Regions from separate parts of the Homo sapiens genome. Here region 2 is linked to region 1. The links are chromatin contacts, found by Hi-C in ENCODE. All regions are on one chromosome and are shown on one strand. Each heading gives the region's core, a stretch centred on a gene start or an enhancer-like site at or near the end of the contact. The rest is flanking DNA. Distances are from core to core; before and after follow the strand shown. Region 1 overlaps LOC124904243 (a long non-coding RNA gene). Region 2 has its middle 16 kb from the start of TXNDC2.

Region 1 (2,700 bases), core at 5-2,504:
TCATTATCTGCTACCTTTACTCTAAAAATGCACTTTCCACCTGTCCCCATCTTCTACTTAAGCCTAAGGGATTACAAAAGGACTCATGTTTACCACTATATGTTGAATCAAGGAGTATCAACAAATTGGAAATTAGCCTAATCCCTTAAACTTCATATAATCTGTTTCCTTCATTTTGCTCCCATCTCCAAATATTTCATTCAGTACCAAAGTCCCCAAGAGAAAATGGATTCCTTCCTAGCTGGACCTGGGGCATCTGGCCAGATCCCCATCATGTTTCACCCCAAGCTACCCCTTAATCCCAGATGGAGCTTTAGACTCCTTTGAGAGAGATGAGGCCTGTCAAGAACTGTAAAAGCTCTGGAACTTTCTCCAACTTACACTGTTAACTGTTTCATTGATGCTGGCAGAAGACATAAGACTCTTGGGTCAGAGACAAAGGATTTTATTACTAACAGCACAGCACAGCAAACAACATGAGCATATTTGCACTAGTTCCCTTCCCCATACACAACACAGGGATGACATGATAGTCCTAGATGATACCTGCGCATGCAGTGGGTTGCATTACAGGAGAGGAACCCAGGGCTAAGGGCCCAGCCCTTGAGCAAGCAGCAAATAAGCCAGTCTTTCTCCACTTTGACCTGCTTAATTGCCTGTGTGACTAACCAGAGAAACCATTCAGTATCAGGAGACAGATCAGTCTTAAAATCCAGTACACTCGGCTGGACGCAGTGGCTCACACCTGTAATGCCAGCACTTTGGGAGGCCAACGAGGGCGGATCACCTGAGGTCAGGGTTTCAAAACTAGCCTGGCCAACATGTCTCCACTAAAAATACAAAAATTAGTCAGGCGTGGTGGTGGATGCCTGTAATCCCAGCTACTCGGGAGGCTGAGGCAAGAGAATAGCTTGAACCCAGAAAACGGAGGTTGCAGTGAGTTGAGATCACGCCACTGCACTCCAGCCTGAGCGACAGAGTGAGTGAGACTCCGTCTCAAAAAAAAAAAAAAAAAAAAATCCAGCACACTCAGCAAGAACAGGCAGGGACCTTCAGGGTCCATGGTGGGCTGCCTTTCCCAATAGGACCCACATACTTCTCATTATTCTGATCTTTCCTTCAGAATTACCTAGTCCAAGGGAGTACAACACTGAGAGCTAGTGGCCCTGGCTAGCTGTTAAAGACTGCGAGAAAAGTACTACTAGTTGCTGAAGGAAAACGGATTGTGGGATGTAAATTTGTCTCCTTATATTTAAACAAAAACACTCAAAACCCTCTTCCCCAACCCTTCTACTGTTTCAGTTCCTACTGGTCTGTTCTGTAAGTTCTCAGTTCCTGTTAGATTGTAATACTGAAAAAGAAACCCTGTCTACCCTCTAAGTTGGATGGAGAATTCAACATAAATAAGAAAGATATATCTACTAAGCAACTGAAACTTAATATGTCCAAAACCAAACTTCTGGACTTCTTCACACACCATGCTGTCTTCTCCCATACCTTCCCCTCCATAGAGAAGGTAACCATCATCCTTCCAGGCGCTCCTGCCAGCAGTCTCGGAATCAGGCTTGATTCCTCTTTTTCTCTCCCATTTCATGGCTTGCTCAACCTCCCAGGCTATCCAGAACCTGAGTGGCTCCCTTCCTCCATGATGAAGCCACCATCACTTCTTGCCTGGATTGTTGCAGTAGCCTCCAAACTGTTTTTCTGCTTCAGTCTTTACTTTCTCACACCATTCTCAATTCAGCAGCCACAGGGTCCTTTCCAAATGGAAAACCACATCATATCTCTTCCTACTCAAAACCTCCCATTGACTCCTAACTCATTCAGAATAGAAGGCCAGCCAGGTGTGGTGGTGAACACTTGTAGTCCCAGCTACTCAAGAGGCTGAGGGGAGGACAGCTTTAGCCAAAGAAAGAAGAAGGAGGAGGAGGAGGAGGAGGAGGAAGAAGAGAAGAAAGCTAACTCCTTGTAGTGACGTGCAAGGTCCTACATCTCTTTGATCTGATTACTGTCCTCTCACGGCCTCCCCATGCCCCACCCCCCAATACCTGGAACACAAATGCCCATGCCTGGCCCTTGGCATATGCACAACCCCTCCCTCCGCCCGGATGCCCCCTCCACCAGCTGTCCACGGGGCTTATTCCTGCTGCTTCTTCAGGGCTCCCCTACCCCAGCATTCCCCATTGCTTTATTTGTTTGTTTGTTTTGAGACAGAGTCTCACTCTGTCGCCCAGGCTGGAGTACAATGATGCAATCTTGGCTCACTACAACCTCCACCTCCCGGGTTCAAGCGATTCTCCCACCTCAGGCTTCTTAGTAGCTGGGATTACAAGCGCCCACCACCGTGCCTGGCTAATTTTTGTATTTTTAGTAGAGATGGGGTTTCGCCATGTTGCCCAGGCTGGTCTCGAACTCCTGAGCTCAAGTAATCTTCCCACCTAGGCCTCCCAAAGTGCTGGGATTACAGGCGTGAGCCACCATGCCCAGCCCCCTGTGTTATTTTTATCCATAGCACTTATCACTATCTGAGGTAGTGAAGATGTCTATTTCCTTGTTATGATCTGTTTCCTCTGACTACAATAAAAACTCCATGAAGTCAGGGATTCTATTTGCCACTGTGCTCCAAACCCCAATGCCTAAAAGCTGTCTGTCATACACTAGGTATCTAATAAATTGTTGTTGAATTCATTAATTCTACTC
Region 2 (2,700 bases), core at 71-2,570, 810 kb after region 1:
CATTCTGACTGGCGTGAGATGTTATCTCATTGTGGTTTTTAGTTGCTGTATTCTTTTTTGTTCTGTTCCTTTTTCTTTTATTGGGAGGCAATGCAGTGTGCAGATTAAGACATCTGGAGTCAGACCACTCATGTCTGACTCCCAGCTCTGTAATCTGCTGGCAGTGAGACCGTTGGCAGATTGGTCCCTCTAAGCCTCAGTTTCCTCATATGCAAAATGCAGGTAGTAATTCATATGCACACACATACACACTTCTAGAATCCAAAAGCTTTGTAAACAGATTTTTTTTTTCCTGAGTTTGACATGGACTCATTTGGCAGCAGGACCAAACCTGAACTGACGTGATGCTCTTTATAATAGTTATTTATCCAACCAGGAGTGAGTATTTGTATATCTAGCTGCAGAAATACTACTGTGTTTCATGATAGGATCCTCCCGCTGACTGCTGGAATGTTCTGTGATAGATATACTATGTTACTTTGTAAAATCCAAAGTTCTGAGTTCTGAAAACATCTGCCCCCAGAGTATAAAGTATTGTCAGCGTGTGGTATTTACCCTCAGGTGTGTCCTGAGGACCGAGTGAGAGGGTGTGTGTGATGAGGCTTTCACACGGGGAGCCCCAGGCAGCTCTTGGGAATGCTATTCACATGGAAGGTGACACACTCATGGTGCCTCCCAAGTGGAGCCATGGGGTTTATGCTACAGAAGAATTGTTATGGCCCTGGCACCAAGCAAGCGCTCAAAAACAGTAACAGCCAACATGAATACAGGGGCTTGCTATGTGCCAGACACAGTTCTAGGGGCTTTACATCATATTATCTCTTTTTATCTTTACAACAGCCTTTATGAGGCAGACACTATTATCTCCACTTTACAAGTGAGGAAACCCAGACACAGAAGGTTAAGTAAATTACCCAAGACTTTCTGATCAAGAGAGACAAAAGTCAAAGATCAGCTACTACTGTTTTCTCCTTTCTTTCCTCTCATTATAAGTGCTGCACATAATAAAAGAATGAAGAAAAGGAGATCCATGATTAATGAAAATTTCCCAGGAGCTACTTTCAAACTGTATCTCATTTTATCCGCAAAACAAATCTGAGATAGATGTGAAATTGTTCTCCTTTTACAGAAGGAGCATGGAGAGCTTAAGGGACATAAGGAGGGCAAGTGCATTCATGCGGAGGTCCGTCCTATGTCCTATTCCAAAACCCATTGTTGCATCTCAAGAGGAAGTTTTGACAGGGGAGTTAAGGGTTAACCAGCTCAGGCTGGAAATGCTGAATCACCCAATTAAAGGAGACTTGCTGCTTTGATGGGAAGGTCTGATCCAAAACTGCTGGGGTGACTCTCCTTGACCCTACCGTTTGGGCAGCTTCATTTATCTTTTCTGTGTCCCTGACCTTGATGTTGAAACCATTACTCAACCCTCAGTGAAGTTCTTAACCGGCTTTTTTGAAATGACTCATGCATCAAGGTCCAGCCATCTTGACTTTGTAGGGCCCGATGCCCTGAATTAGCTTCTGAGAACCCAGTGCCCAAACTGGTGTCCCCAGGTGGGCCTGGCAGACCATAGGTGGCAGCTTTCTCGGTTCTCCTTCACTTCACTTCTCTCTGGATGTGTGCGTGCTTTTTCTCTCATTGCTAAGGCACGCCCCAAGCTTTTTGCTTATTTGTTTTTATTTTCATCTTAAAATCACCCATGCACTGTTTTACCCCTCCCATCAACCTACCTATATGCATAAATCTTCTCTAGTTTTGATCAGCTGTCTTTTTTTCCTCCTCCAAGCCACCCTCTCTTCCCTTCTCACTAAAGAAATTCTTAAATGAGAATCATGATGTACTCACTTGATCATCTAGTCACTGCTCGCCTGAATTCAGTCCCTCCCCCAGCTCTGCACTTTCAAAGCCTATCCCCTCTTTCCACTCTCCACTCTCAGAGGGCAGGTGAAGCTGTGGGCCCCTCTCTCCCTCCTGGACCCTCCTTCTCCAGCCCAGAAGCTGGTTCTGTGGTTTCTGCACTTCTTTTACTGCCCTTTTCATTTTCCTTTGCTGGCTCTTCTTAGAGCTTAAATGCAGGTACTTCCTGCAAACGTGTGTTCCTATTTCTCCTCAGTACACCTTCCTTCTGATTTCATCCAACTTTATGGCTTCAACTATTGCCTCTGGGTGTCTGGCTTCTACACTGTTGTCTAGCCTGACTGCTTTCCAGAGATCAGAGCTTGATTTCCAGCTGCGGAATGGGTGTACTGAAGTCCCCTCTTGCATGCAAATAGTGTTGCACCTTGTTAACAATGCCATTCCTGCGCTGCATTCATTCTCTCAGAGGCTCAGGCTTCAAATTTGAGAGCCAGTTTCAGCTCCTTTCAAGCACTGACCAAACCATGGAAATTCTATTTCTGAGTTTCTCAAACCTTTTTTCCTTCTTTCCACTGTCCTAGCATAGGCTTTTGATATGTTCTATCTTGATTATAGTGATAGTTTCTCAGTAGATCTCTTTGATTGTTATCTTTGGCTCTCAGAGCTAGCATAGAATATGCTAGCAGTGAGTGATGTAGGTACACAGCAAATCGTATCATTTCCTGAAAACTTTCTGTGAGTCTCTTATTGCAAATTAAGTAAAATTGCAACTCTGTAACCTGTGGTGAAATGCCCCTTTCATTTAGCCCAGCCTCCATCCTGGCCCCATCGCTGCCCAGGGTC

Evidence for each region. Hi-C counts contacts between places; a loop is a spot of excess contacts on that map. Pooled maps may share reads with other maps.
Region 2: a loop to region 1 is called in a pooled map, with 2.3 times the contacts of the local background. The contact joins two enhancer-like sites. A Hi-C loop is called at or near these places in 3 of 37 single-sample maps with no recorded cell type and 2 of 50 pooled maps.

What each region holds. Positions count from the first base shown.
Region 1 is chr18:9,061,002-9,063,701 of GRCh38, forward strand. It overlaps LOC124904243 (a long non-coding RNA gene), which reads right to left. Exons shown (of 2, transcript XR_007066278.1): 2 at 430-1,757. Among named protein-coding and RNA genes, the nearest start is that of NDUFV2, 40 kb to the right of the region's middle. Within about 2 kb of position 1,255, at least 5 of the 41 ENCODE cell types and tissues checked have a DNase peak (open chromatin) inside an H3K27ac peak, as active enhancers do.
Region 2 is chr18:9,868,656-9,871,355 of GRCh38, forward strand. No RefSeq gene overlaps it. Among named protein-coding and RNA genes, the nearest start is that of TXNDC2, 16 kb to the right of the region's middle. RefSeq lists a cis regulatory region at 1,063-1,665 and an enhancer at 1,372-1,531. Within about 2 kb of position 1,321, at least 9 of the 41 ENCODE cell types and tissues checked have a DNase peak (open chromatin) inside an H3K27ac peak, as active enhancers do.